2 separate regions of the Homo sapiens genome follow, and region 1 is linked to region 2. Evidence: chromatin contacts called from ENCODE Hi-C or POLR2A ChIA-PET data. All regions are on one chromosome and are shown on one strand. Each heading gives the region's core, a stretch centred on a gene start or an enhancer-like site at or near the end of the contact. The rest is flanking DNA. Distances are from core to core; before and after follow the strand shown.

Evidence for each region. A loop is a pair of places that touch in the nucleus more often than their neighbours do. ChIA-PET counts read pairs that join two places held with the same protein, here RNA polymerase II (POLR2A). Pooled maps may share reads with other maps.
Region 1: a loop to region 2 is called in a map with no recorded cell type, with 2.0 times the contacts of the local background. The contact joins two enhancer-like sites. A Hi-C loop is called at or near these places in 1 of 168 maps with a recorded cell type or tissue (endothelial cell of hepatic sinusoid), 3 of 37 single-sample maps with no recorded cell type and 4 of 50 pooled maps. POLR2A ChIA-PET finds 5 or more read pairs at or near these places in 5 of 52 experiments (GM10248, GM12878, H1 and 2 more).

What each region holds. Positions count from the first base shown.
Region 1 is chr14:103,796,597-103,803,339 of GRCh38, reverse strand. It overlaps PPP1R13B (protein phosphatase 1 regulatory subunit 13B), which reads left to right. Exons shown (of 17, transcript NM_015316.3): 2 at 5,822-5,969. LOC124900347 (small nucleolar RNA SNORD51) reads left to right here and starts at 5,992; the gene lies at 5,992-6,068. Within about 2 kb of position 1,804, at least 4 of the 41 ENCODE cell types and tissues checked have a DNase peak (open chromatin) inside an H3K27ac peak, as active enhancers do.
Region 2 is chr14:103,603,586-103,610,353 of GRCh38, reverse strand. No RefSeq gene overlaps it. Among named protein-coding and RNA genes, the nearest start is that of KLC1, 22 kb to the left of the region's middle. RefSeq lists enhancers at 2,684-3,083, 3,124-3,173. Within about 2 kb of position 3,138, at least 7 of the 41 ENCODE cell types and tissues checked have a DNase peak (open chromatin) inside an H3K27ac peak, as active enhancers do.

The DNA.
Region 1 (6,743 bases), core at 555-3,054, 190 kb before region 2:
ATTAATCATTTAGGAAGGATAAACGTATTAACTTGTTTTCTTTTTTCATTTAGTTTCCTTAATCCTACTGAATTTCATCTGTTTTGTACATACTATTAAAGAAAAAAATATGCTACCCATTAAATTGTGTCATGCCATCGTGAGGTGTACTATGATTTCAAAGATGTTATTAAAATACAAGCAAGTGCATCTAGAATCAATACACTATATTTGTTTTGGAGCTTCTTTAGTCATGTTTAAGCTGAAGAAATCTTACTAGAATAACATTAGCAGTCACACGGCTTTTCAGCTTCAGTTTTCGGTGATGCTTTAGGGTCATCCAGGTCAAAACCAGCTTAATTTCTCTAGAAAGCTTTAAAGTCTGCCATGATTATAATGAAATTAGCTTGAATAATAGAGATTAGGGAAAATGAATTTTGCTAAAATTAGGAAAGACAGGGTTATTGCGAGTGATAAAATGGAACACAAGAAATTGAAATAATGTTTAGTGACTTTTGGATAAGTTATTTGGGTGTTCTTCGCTTTTAAAAATATCCAGATTTACAACCTGTCATCGTGCCTCTCCCCCTCCCTCATCATATTGAACTTACTCATGAGCTGAAGAGTCTTGGTAATTCAGAAGGTACCCCAAAATGCTGCCATACCATCCTTCATTCTGACAATGCATTCATAAAGAATTCCGCGTTTCAGAGCAAGTAAGCACAAGCTGTGCCTCTGTGAGTGCCTAAGGGTACTGCTTTACGCGTGCTATATTCATGAGGCAATGATTGTGCAAATGTTTTGCTAGCTCAGAGCGTTGAGAGCAAACCGTGGGATGCCTTAGTGGGTAGAAGGGTAAGGAACAAGGAAGAAAAACCGATTCCGAAGTACTGAGTGAAACAGGGCATTCTGCTTGTTGCTAGTGAACTGTAGGAATAGCATATAAGGGAAGGTAGTAAAAAAAAATTTTTTTACTCATTTGAAACTTCAATTTATAAAGCATGATTTGGGAAAATTTATTATTAGATCTTTTTGTTGTTGTTGTTGTTTTTGAGACAGAGTCTCACTCTTTTGCCCAGGCCTGACTGCAGTGGTGCTATCTTGGCTCACTGCAAGCTCCGCCTCCCGGGTTCACGCCATTGTCCTGCCTCAGCCTCCCGATATTACTAGATCTTTAAGAGCATAGATTGTGAAGTCACATTGGAAAATATTTACCATTACAACTGTAGAATAAATGTGTATAAGTAAGAATAAAACTATATTCCAGTTGTTTCTGATGAAACTGTTAAAGTATTAGTCTTGGCCTTGGTTTGAGCTGGATCCAGTGATTACCTGTTTTATTCCAAATTCTGTAGATTCCAGGCTACTTATTTCAGTATACAAAAATCCCCAGTTTTTATAAATTCTTCTTACAGGTTAGTGAGCAGAGGTAACTGTTACTTAATTTTTAAAAAATTTATTGTAAAATAGAAATGTGCTCAGGGAAGAGGGATGATGCTTGTTTATTGAACAGACTGGATATATCTTACTTCAATTGTGTGTGTATATATTTTTTCTCAACTTAGGGCATGGTGGGGGTTCTATATTTGTGTGTCATTCATGGAGTTGACCAGATTTTAGTGTGCCTCCTATGCGTCAGGTCCTGACTCAGCAATGGGAAATTAAAGACTCAAAAGTGAAGTGCTTGGAAGAGTGCAGAGTCTATAAAGGGAGGGAGTCATTGAGGTGATGCAATAGAGATCTGTGTGAAGAGCCACTGGATCGTAAAGGAAGGAGCATGTGGCCTCCCTGGTGAGCGGAGGCGGTAAAGGGATGTTTTTGCAAAAATGGTAGTTAGGAGCTGAGTTTTGAATTGTGAATAGGAATTTACAGGCAAACAGGAAGGGTACTTGGGCAGAGGGACGGCTGCCAGAGAGAACTCCATTGATGCTGATGGAGGGAGGTTTAGTGCTTGGAGAGACTTAGAACCTGGAAGGTTTTCTCAGAGTATATTTTATAGAAATCCAAGCCTCATGAGATTCCCTGGAGGGAAAAAAGAAATATATATGATCATTACATTAGACTCTTAAGGAGTGCTCAGTTAAGAAACCTATCTCCTGCTTATATACCAGCGAAGGTGTTTTGGGAAGGGCTGGTGTTGGGCAGTGGGGAGCTCTTAAATATTTTAAGCAAGGGAATAACTTTATTTGACTTTTAGAAAATGAAATGGTAGGCCAGACGTGTTGGCTCACATCTGTAATCCCAGCACTTTGGGAGGCCGAGGTGGGTAGATCACCTGAGGTCGGGAGTTTGAGAGCAGCCTGATCAATGTGGAGAAACACCATCTCTACTAAAAATACAGAATTAGCTGGGTGTGTTGGTGCATGCTTGTAATCCCAGCTACTCGGGAGGCTGAGGCAGGAGAATCGCTTGAACCCAGGAGGCGGAGGTTGCAGTGAGCCGAGTTCATGCCATTGCATTCCAACCTGGGCAACAAGAGCGAAACTCCGTCTCAAAAAAAGAAGAAGAAAAAAAATGAAATGGTAACGGTGAGGAGTTAGAGTCGGGGGAGATTAGTGGCAAGGAAACCAGTTCAAAGCTGTTATCAATTTTGGTTACATAAAATCTGACCATAGATGTAAAGATGCTTAATTTCAGAATGTAGGAATTTAGGGCACTTGTAAGAAAAAAAAATCTTTTTTTTTGTTTTTTGTTTTTTTTGTTTTTTTGAGACAGTCTTGCTGTGTTGCCCAGGCTGGAGTGAAATGGTGCAATCTTGGCTCATTGCAACCTCTGCCCCCCGGGGTTCAAGTGATTCTCATGCCTCAGCCTCCTGAGTAGCTGGGACTAGAGGCGCGGGCCACCACGCCTGGCTAATTTTTTGTATTTTTAGTAGAGACAGTGTTTTGCCATGTTGGCCAGGCTGGTCTCAAACTCCTGATCTCAAGTAGTCCGCCCACCTTGGCCTCCCAGAGTGCTGGGATTACAGGCGTAAGCCACTGTGCCTGGATGAAAAAAAAATCTTAACAACAAACTAAAATCATATGCTTACTCGAATGCAGAGATTTTAAGGTCTGGCTCTGTTGCCCAGGCTAGAGTGCAGTGGCGTGATTGTAAGCTGCACTGCAGCTTCAAATTCCTGGGATCAAGTGATCCTCCCACCTCAGCCTCCAGCTGAGACCACTGTCATGAGCCACCATTTCTGGCCTGTTTCTGACCTTTTGTCAAAGATTAGACATAAATGTTTTATAATACCTTCTGATTAAAGAAAATCTTTGGTTTAAATTTTACTTTATTCCTTTATTTTTATTTATTTATTTATTTATTTTTGAGATAGAGTCTTGCTCTGTCACCCAGGCTGGAGTGCAGTGGTGCGATCTTGGCTCACTGCAACCTCATGCCTCCCGGGTTCAAGTGATCCTCCTGCCTCAGCCTCCTGAGTAGCTGGGACTGCAGGTGCGTGCCACCGCGCCTGGCTAATTTTTGTATTTCTTTTGTATCAGAGTTGGGGTTTCACCAAGTTGGCCAGGCTGGTCTTGAACTCCTGACCTCAGGTGATCCACCCACCTTGGCCTCCCAAATCTGGGATTATAGATGTGAGCCACCATGCCTAGCCTAATTTTTACTTTAGGTGTATTGTTTTTAAAGTATCTCTTTCATTGTTCCACTGAGGAAAAGGGGAAAAAAAAATTTCCTTCCAATATGATGTCTTAAGATGCTAGATCAAAGTGTTAGTATTTTTTTGAAATTAAAAAAAAAAAAAACAAAAAACCCGGCACAGTGGCTCACGCCTATAATCCCAGCACTTTGGGAGGCCAAGGCAGGCGGATTACTTGAGGTCAGGAGTTCCAGATCAGCCTGGTCAATGTGGCGAAACCCTGTGTCTACTAAAAATACAAAATAAGGCTGGGCGCAATGGCTGACGCCTGTAATCCCAGCATTTTGGGAGGCCAAGGCGGGCGGATCATGAGGTCAGGAGTTCAAGACCAGCCTGGCTAACACGGTGAAACCCCGTCTCTACTGAAAATACAAAAAATTAGCCGGGCGTAGTGACGTGCGCCTGTAGTCCCAGCTACTCGGGAGGCTGAGGCAGGAGAATGGCGTGAACCCAAGAGGCAGAGCTTGCAGAGAGCCGAGATTGCGCCACTGCACTCCAGCCTGCGTGACAGAGCGAGACTCCATCTCAAAAAAATAAATAAATAAAATAAAATAAAATTAGCTGGGCGTGGTGATATGCGCCTGTAATCCCAGCTACTCAGAAGGCCAAGGCAGGAAAATTGCTTGAACTGGGGAGGCAGAGGTTGCAGTGAACCAAGATCGCGACATTGCATTCCAGCCTGGGCGACAGAGTGGGACTCTGTCTCAAGAAAAACAAACAAACAAACAAAAAAACACCAGGTGTAGTGGCTCACATTTGTAATCCCAGCACTTTGGGAGGCCAAGGCGAGAGGATTGCTTGAACTCAGGAGTTTGAGACCAGCCTGGGCAGCATGGCAATACCCTGTCTCTACAGAAAATACAAAAATTAACTGGACGTGGTGGCACATGCCTGTAGTCCCAGCTACTTGGGAGGATCTCTGGAGTCTAGGAGGCAGAAGTTGCAGTGAGCTGAGATCACGCCACTGCACTCCAGCCTGGGTGACGGAGTGAGACCCTGTCTCAAAAAAATAAAATAAAGTAAGGCTAGACGATTTTTATTTTTTCAAATACACTATAATGTATTTTTATGTTTAAGGGTCATTTATTTTTCTTTTACTGTGATATATTAATACACTTTCCTGGCTAATTTCTTTAAAGGAATTGGATTTTTGGTCTTTCTGTTATCATTTTTTAGGAGCGCTTTATGTATTGAGGGGATTAGCTTTGTATTTGTAATATGAGTTGCAAATGTTTTCCCCTACCTTGTTTTTCTGGATTATAAGAGATTCTTGGCCGGGTGTGGTGGCTCACACCTGTAATCCCAGCACTTTGGGAGGCCGAGACGGGTGGATCACGAGGTCGGGAGATCGAGACCATCCTGGCTAACACGGTGAAACCCCGTATCTACTAAAAAATATAAAAAATTAGCCGGGCGTGGTGGCGGGCGCCTGTAGTCCCAGCTACTCTGGAGGCTGAGGCAAGAGAATGGCATGAACCCGGGAGGCAGAGCTTGCAGTGAGCCGAGATCGCGCCACTGCACTCCAGCCTGGGCGACAGAGCAAGACTCCATCTCAAAAAAAAAAAAAAAAAGAGATTATTATATTTAATGTACTTGAATATCAGTCTTTTTAAAAATAGTGTCTGATTTTTGAGTCATAGTTTGAAACAGCACCTTTATTCCAAAGCTATAAAAGGGAATATACCCAGGTTTTATTCTGGACTTTTTATGGCTTTAGGGTTTGTATCTAAATATTTGATCTATTAGGAACTTCTGCTAGTGTACGATATATGGTATGAAACCATTTTTTCCACATGGATATATTTTGCTCAAACATCACTCATTGTATAGTCGTTTTCCCTCCTTGATTTTTGAGATACCTCCCTCATCATTTGCCATTTTTTTCATAGGTAATTGGGTCTATTTCTGGGGTATGACTTTGCCCCATTGATCTATATATATATCTACTGCTGTCATGTTGTTTTGAGCACTTTATAAGATAGTGCTCTTTCTTTTCTATTACTCTCCTCATTTGGAATTTTCCTGACTTGTCTTTTTCATCTTTCTACATGAACTTTAGAATCAGCTTATCTATTATTATTTCCAGAAAATAATTCTGTAGGCATTTTGGGGGCGGGGGGTGGGTAGAGGGATCACTTTAAATTTACAGATTAATCTGTTTGTGATAAGGAATCTAAATTACAGCTTTACTCTTTTGTCTTACAGATGATATTAACTGTTTTCTTGAGCAACAATGAACAGATTTTAACAGAAGTTCCTATAACACCGGAAACAACCTGTCGAGATGTTGTAGAATTTTGCAAGGAACCTGGAGAAGGCAGCTGCCATTTAGCTGAAGTGTGGAGGGGAAATGGTATGTATTAGGTCCTGTAAAGATTGTTACATTGATAAAATCAAATCACCATCTTTTAGCTAAGCTTGTGCTGGATTTGCTTTTTTTCTGATAAAGATGGGGAAAAAAAGTAACTAAGTACATATAATTTAGTATTTATCAAATGGAAAATATTGCTTGTAGTTCTTAGTTATCTGTGGTAATAAAGAACTGAGTAATTAAAATAAATGTAATTATATTGCACAGGACTGAGTTTTACAAAATGCTTTTTTGTATACTTTTTTTTTTTTTTTTGAGACAGTATCTCACTCTGTCTCCCAGGCCAGAGTGATAGATGTTTGGGCTGTCTCTCTTTTTTTTTTTTTTGGCTATTATGAATAATGCTCCTATGAACTTTCATGTACAAACTGTTTTTGTTTTTGTTTTTTGTTTTCTGACATGGAGTCTTGGTCTCTCCCACAGGCTGGAGTGCAGTGGCATGCTCTTGGTTCACTGCAACCTCCGCCTCCTGGGTTCAAACGATTCTTGTGCCTCCGCCTCCCAGTAGCTGGGGCTATAGGCGCGCACCACCACGCCTGGCTAATTTTTTGTATTTTTAGTAGAATCGGGGTTTCACCATGTTGCCCAGGCTGGTCTTGAACTCCTGAGCTCAGGCAATCCACCCACCATGGCCTCCCAAAGTGCTTGGATTACAGGCATGAGCCACCGCACCTGACAATGTACAAGTTTTTGTGTGGACATATATTTTCATATCTCTTAGTAGTATAAACCTAGGAATCTCTGGGTCATATGGTA
Region 2 (6,768 bases), core at 1,889-4,388:
CCCAAAGTGCTGGGATTATAGATGTGAGCCACCATGCCCAGCTCACGTCACCCCCTGCCTCTTTTTTTTTTTTGAGACGGAGTCTGGCTCTGTCGCCCAGGCTGGAGTGCAGTGGCGCATCTTGGCTCACTGCAAGCTCTGCTTTCCAGGTTGAAGCAATTCTCCTGCCTCAGCCTCCTGAGTAGCTGGGACTAGAGGAGCATGCCACCACGCCCAGCTAATTTTTGTATTTTTATTAGAGACAGGGTTTCACCATATTGGTCACGTTGGTCTCGAACTCCTGACCTCAGGTGATCCACCCACCTCGGCCTCCCAAACTGCTGGAATTACAGATGTGAGCCACCATGCCCGGCCCACATTTCCCCTTTTATAAGGACACCAGTCATGTTGGATTAGGGGCCTCCCCTACTCTAGTAGGACCCCACTTTAATCACATCTGCAATGACCCTAGTTCCAAATAAGGTACTAACTGGGGTTAGGACTTCAACATATGAATTTTGGGGGCACACAATTCAACCTGTAACAGGGAAGCCCAGGAGGAGGCCTGGGTGGGAGGAGAGAGCAGTCCATGTATTCAGTCCCCTCCCCTCTCCTCATTTCCAGCCGAAGGGGCATCTGGCATTCTGGCTGTTCTCCTTTTGCCACACTGCCCCTCCTCAATCCTGCTTTTTATGCCTTGGGAGGCCTTCCCTGCAGACTGCTCTCCCAGGCTCCTTCAATGCCTGGCTTCTGATTGGGTTTGCCCCAAGAGGTGGGTATTAATTTGTAGGGTTGCTGTAGCAAAGTACCACAAACAGAGTGGCATAAACAATAGAAATGTATCGTTCCACCGTTCTGGAGGCCAGAAGTTCTAGATCACGGTGTTGGCAGGACCATACTCCCCGTGAAGGTGCTAGGGAAGGATGTGATCCCCTGGTGTCCTAGCTCCTGTAGTCCTTCCTGACTGTTTCTCTCACCAGGCAGCTCCCATCAGGTGCCATGCCTTCCCCTTGTCCCTTTGGCTTCTCTCTGTTCCTAGTCTCTGGGCACCCTGATATCCTTGGTTTGTTTCCAAATCCCTATTCACCCATCTGGCCCTTTCAGTCAAGTCTCCTTCAATCCCTCTGGGGGGAATCCTATTTCTTTTTTTTTTTTTTTTTGAGACAAAGTCTCACTCTGTCGCCCAGGCTGGAGTATAGTGGCGCAATCTCAGCTCACTGCAACTTCTGCCTCCCAGGTTCAAGTGATTCTCCTGCCTCAGCCTCCCAAGTAGCTAGGATTACAGGCACCCGCCACTACACCTGGCTAATTTTTGTATTTTTAGTAGAGATGGGGTTTCACCATGTTGACCAGGCTGGTCTCAAACTCCTGACCTCAGGTGATCCACCCTCACCCTCCTCAGCCTCCCAAAGTGCTGGGATGACAGGTGTGAGCCATCGTGCCTGGCCCAGGAATCCTATTTCTTGCTGGAATCCTAGATGATTCAACTGGTTAAACTACAGAAGGGCTGTTGGCTCATGTAGGCACCCAGATGAGCAGGCTGTGGTTGCCCTTGAGCTCCCGGACCCTACACTGGGGGTCCCTACAGCTTTCTTGGCTCTGCCTCCCAGTGTCTGCATGGCTGTGTGGCTGGAGGTCAGTCTGGCTCCTCTGTAGAGGCAGAAATGGCCAGAGCAGTTCCAGACGTTGTATCTGCAGTCCCCACTGTCCAGCAGGAGAAGCTTGTCCCCCAAAGCATCGATAATGCCCCAGGCTTCACTTGGATTCCACCTCCCAAGGTTACCAGCCCACCTTGGACCCTTGTCTGTGGCCAAGAGAATGCCAGGCACTGCTTGGCTTAGGCCCACAGGCCCCCCCAGGAACACACTGTAGCAGGCTGGGGATGGGCATGCAGGCTGGGGCGGCCCAATCCTCTCAAGTGTTCTTTGAGTTCACAAGCCCTGTTCCTTGGGGTGGCACCTCTACCCCCAGAGGCAGGGGTGGTGTATGGGAGACACCTCCATGCTCCCACCCACCTCTCCTATTGTTAAACTCCTCCAGGATGAGTTCTCCTCCAGAGACCCCACCTTCTCCACCCCCACCCCGGCCGGCTTCCCTTTTCCCTCCCCCAGCAGCCCTGCCTCCTGTCTACTGAGGAAGCGCAGCTGTAGGCACTATTCCCACTGTTTTCTTTCTCTCTCAGCAGGTTTCTCAGCCCCCGAGGATTCACGATCATCTTTGGGAGGAGAGGGCCACTCACATCCTCCCAACTAAGCTCCATGTTGGCCAACTGGGACCACACGCCTCGGGCAACGTCCAAGGGAAAGGCGATCTGGGGGCAAGAGGCATGAGGTTCGGGCACCTCCAGCAGAGGCGGACTTCCAGCCACGGCCCCCACCTGGGCAGAGGGAACGTCTCCAGACCTGTGGAAACAGGAGGAGGGCAGAGCCGACGGTGGGAGGGGGGTCGCATTCAATTGTCCCAGTAGAAAGTCCTGATAGTGCCGTTCAGCTCAGCTCTGCAGGGCAGACCCAGACCCTGAGTAAGGAAATGTGCGAATGGAGATATCCTGCAAAGGGCTTAGGTCATATTGAAAAGGAAAAGCGCAGCCTTCAGAAAGAAGATGGGTGGGGGCGGGGGCGAGCTGACCCTGGTGGTCTGGGGTCTCTATTGCTTTCAGCCCGTGGTTCCCGTCTTCACAGAACCTCGGCAGTCACGGCCACGCAGCACAGAACACTGCTCACCATCTCTCGTAAGCAGCAGTCAGAGCAGGTGCAACCCATGTCACAGATGGAGAAGCCGAAAGGGGACTTTGATGCGGGCCCTCGGCTCAGATCTCACACTGCCCCACCCGTCACCGCTGCGGTAAATGAGGAGACTAAGGCTTCTACCAGGTTCCAGCTCTGGAGTCTGGCCTCAAGGAGAGGCTGTCAGCAACGCCTCTAGCAGCTTCCATCTATCAATTCCTTCCAGAAGCTGCTGAACACACGGGCTCCCCGCCACCAGACATAAATCTCCGCCTCTTTTTCCGGGACTGCACATCCACCCAGTCTCACTTCCAAATGCTGATGAGTTCCTGCTGTTCTTGCGGACACCAGCTGTCATTCTGGAAAGCACGTGTTTCCTGCGGCTGCACCACAGCACCACACGCTGGGGGCTCAGGACGACAGGGGTTGATTCTCTCTCTCAGTTCTGCGATGGAAGTCCGGAATCAAAGTGTCAGCAGGGCTGGCTCCCTCGCTGCGGTTTCTGCGGTTCCACCGGCCCTTGGTGCTCCTGCGCTTGCAGCTACGTCCCTCCAGCCTCTGCCTCCACCTCATCTGCTCTTCCCTGCTGTGTGTCTCTGTGTCTTTCAGGGCCCCACCCCAAATCCAGGAGGCTCTCATCCCTAGACTAGCCTGGGCAACACAGTGAGACTTTGTCTCTAAAACAAATGAAAATTTAAAAATTAGCAAGGTGTGGTGGTACACACCTGTAGTCCCAGCTACTTGGGGAGGCTGAGGCTGTGGTGGTGAGCCAAGATAGTGCCACTGCACTCCAGCTTGGGTGACGGAATGAGACCCTATCTAAAAGAAAAAAAAAAGAAAGAAAAAGAAAGAGAAGGAAGGAAAGAAAGAAAAAGAAAAGAGAGAAAGAAAGAAAGAAAGAGAGAAAAGTGAATGGTGGGTGGGGATGGGGAGTGCCTGCCTAATGGGTACAGCGCTTGTTTGGGGAGATGACAAAGTTCTGAAGATGGACGGTGGCGAGGCTGCCATGAATGTACTTGGTGCCACTGAACTGCACACTTTATTTATTTATTTTTATTTATTTATTTTGAGACGGAGTTGCATTCTATTGCCCAGGCTGGAGTGCAGTGGTGCGACCTCGTCTCACTGCAATCTCTGGCTCCTGGCACCCAGGTTGGAGCGCAGCGGCGTGATCAGGGTTCACTGCAGCCTCGACCCCTTAGGCTCAAGAGATCCTCCCTCCTCAGCCTTCTGAGTAGCTGGGACCACAGGCACGTGCCACCCTGCCCAGCTAATTTTTTAATTTTTTGTAGAGATGGGGTCTCCCTGTCTTGCCCAGGCTGGTTTGTTTGTTGTTGTTTTGTTTTGAGATGGAATCTTGCTCTGTTGCCCAGGCTGGGGTGCAGTGGCACAATCTCGGCTCACTACAAGCTCCGCCTCCCGGGTTCATGCCATTGTCCTGCTTTAGCCTCCCCAGCAGCTGGGACTACAGGCGCCTGCCACCACACCCAGCTAATTTTTTTGTATTTTTAGTACAGACGGGGTTTCACCATGTTATCCAGGATGGTCTCCATCTCCAGACCTCGTGATCTGCCTGCCTCGGCCTCCCAAAGTGCTGGGATTAGAGGTGTGAGCCACCGCACCCGGCCAATTTTCTAATTTTTTGTAGAGATGGGGTCTCCCTGTGTTGCCCAGGCTGGGTTTTTGTTTTGTTTTGTTTTTGTTTTTGTTTTTTGAGATGGATTCTCACTCTGTCACCCAGGTGGGAGTGCAATGGCGCAATCTTGGCTCACTGCAACCTCTGCCTCCTGGGTTCAAGCAATTCTCCTGTCTCAGCCTCCCAAGTAGCTAGGACTACAGGCACGTGCCACCACACCCTGACAGGCATCCTGCCATGACCCTATCAGAGAGATTGCTGGGCCAGACCAGGGCTGCACTGGACACCCAGACCACCAGGGACAGGGGAGGAGGCACTGAAGATACACTGAGGCTCTTTTCAGCATCAGATCCTCTGCCCAGAACTGTGTTCCCAGCACACTGACCAGCCTGTCACATGCCAGCCCATGGCTGCTGGTGCTCCTCAATCTGGGTGTGGCTGGTGGGGAGGGGTTGGGGGAATAAAACAGACAGACAGACAGACAGATCTTCTCTAGGCCTTTCTGCCTACCACTCCAGCTTTTTTCATGTTAATCTTTCCACTCCGAACCAAACCCTGGATCTGCTTTGATGGCAAACTCAGGTCTTTGGGTCAAGTGTGTGCTTGGCTGGAGGTGTGATGTTGTCAGCGGGGGTGGGCCCAGAGGAGCTCATAACCCCTAAATACCTGGACAGAAGGCCCCCTGGCCACCTCCTCCTATAGCCTTTCCTGCACTTTTCCACCAAAGGCCTGACTCAGGATAAAGTGAAGACAATTATTCTTCCCAATCAATAGCTGAGGAGCTCAAAATGCAACTTGAAGCACCCTGAACACTTCTGGGATATTGACCAACCCATTTTCAACAGCATAAAAGGAAAGAGATGACTTTCCTGGCAGACCAGTGAGGTGAGCGGAGTGTCTGAGCTGGGGTACTGCTGGGCGGAAGGAAAGTGGGTGGAGAGGGGGGGTGGTGGCCCTCTTCTTTACGGCTCTATTCCTAGGGGTACAGCAGGGCCTGGCACGCAGGAGGTATTCGGAAGTATCCAGAGAATAAGTCACCAAGGACCCTGCTGTCCTCCCAGGAACGTAAGTGGACCCCTCATGTACCTTTTGTGGTGAAGGGTCACTATTCCCAGTCTACAGCAGCGTCTGAGGCTCAGAGGGCTCAAGTGGCATAGCCGAGACTGGGACTTGGCTTATCTGTCTGCAACAGGTGTCTACCTGCTACACCACAGATGGACCTGGAGGACCTGTGCTGAAATAAGCTAGTGAAATAAGCCAGCCACAAAAAGGCAAACACTAGGCTTGAGGTCCCCAAAGCAGGCAAATTCATAGACACAGGAAGTGGCATGGTGGTTGCCAGGGACTGGGAGTGGGAGCTGGGGAGTTGTTTAAGGGAGACAGAGTTTCAGTCTGGGAAGATGAAAGATTTCTGGAGATGGACGGTGCTTGTACAACAGTGTGAGCGTGCTCAGTGACAGTGGCCTGTGCACTTGAAAGTGGTTAGAATGGGCGGGGCGCGGTGGCTCACGCCTGTAATCCCAGCACTTTGGAAGGCCGAGGCGGGTAGATCATGAGGTCAGGAGATGGAGACCATCCTGGCTAACACGGTGAAACCCCGTCTCTACTAAAAATACAAAAAGTTAGCTGGGCGTGGTGGCGGGCGCCTGTAGTCCCAGCTACTCGGGAGGCTGAGGCAGGAGAATGACGTGAACCCGGGAGGCGGAGCTTGCAGTGAGCCGTGATTGCGCCACTGCACTCCAGCCTGGGTGACAGAGCGAGACTCCGTCTCAAAAAAAAAAAAAAAAAAAAAAAAAAAAAAGGAAAGTGGTTAGAATGGAAAACTGTACACACGCACTGTCATATTTATTTATTTACTTATTATTTTCTGAGACAGAGTCTCACTGTGTCCCCCAGGCTGGATGCACTAGCTCGATCTCGGCTCACTGCAACCTCCACCTCCTGGGCTCAAGCAATTCTTCCACCTCAGCCTCTCAAGTAGCTGGAACTACAGGAGTGTGCCACCATGCCCGGCTAATTTTTCTATTTTTAATAGAGATGGGGTTTTGCCATGTTGGCCAGGCTGGTCTTGAACTCCTGGCCTCAAGTGATCCACCCCCACAGCCTCCCAAAGTGCTGGGATTACAGGTGTGAGCCACGAAACCCAGCCTATTTATTATTATTATTATTTTGAGGCAGAGTTTCACTCTTGTCACCCAGGCTGGAGTGCAGTGGGGTGATCTCAGCTCACTGCAAACTCTGCCTCCCGGGTTCAAGCGGTTCTCTTGCTTCAGCCTCCCAAGTTCCCAAGTAGGTGGGATTACAGGCATGTGCCACCAAGCCCGGCTAATTATGTATTTTTAGTAGAGACAGGGTTTCTCCATGTTGGTCAGGCTGGTCTTGAACTCCCAACCTCAGGTGGTCTGCCCGCCTCGGCCTCCCAAAGTG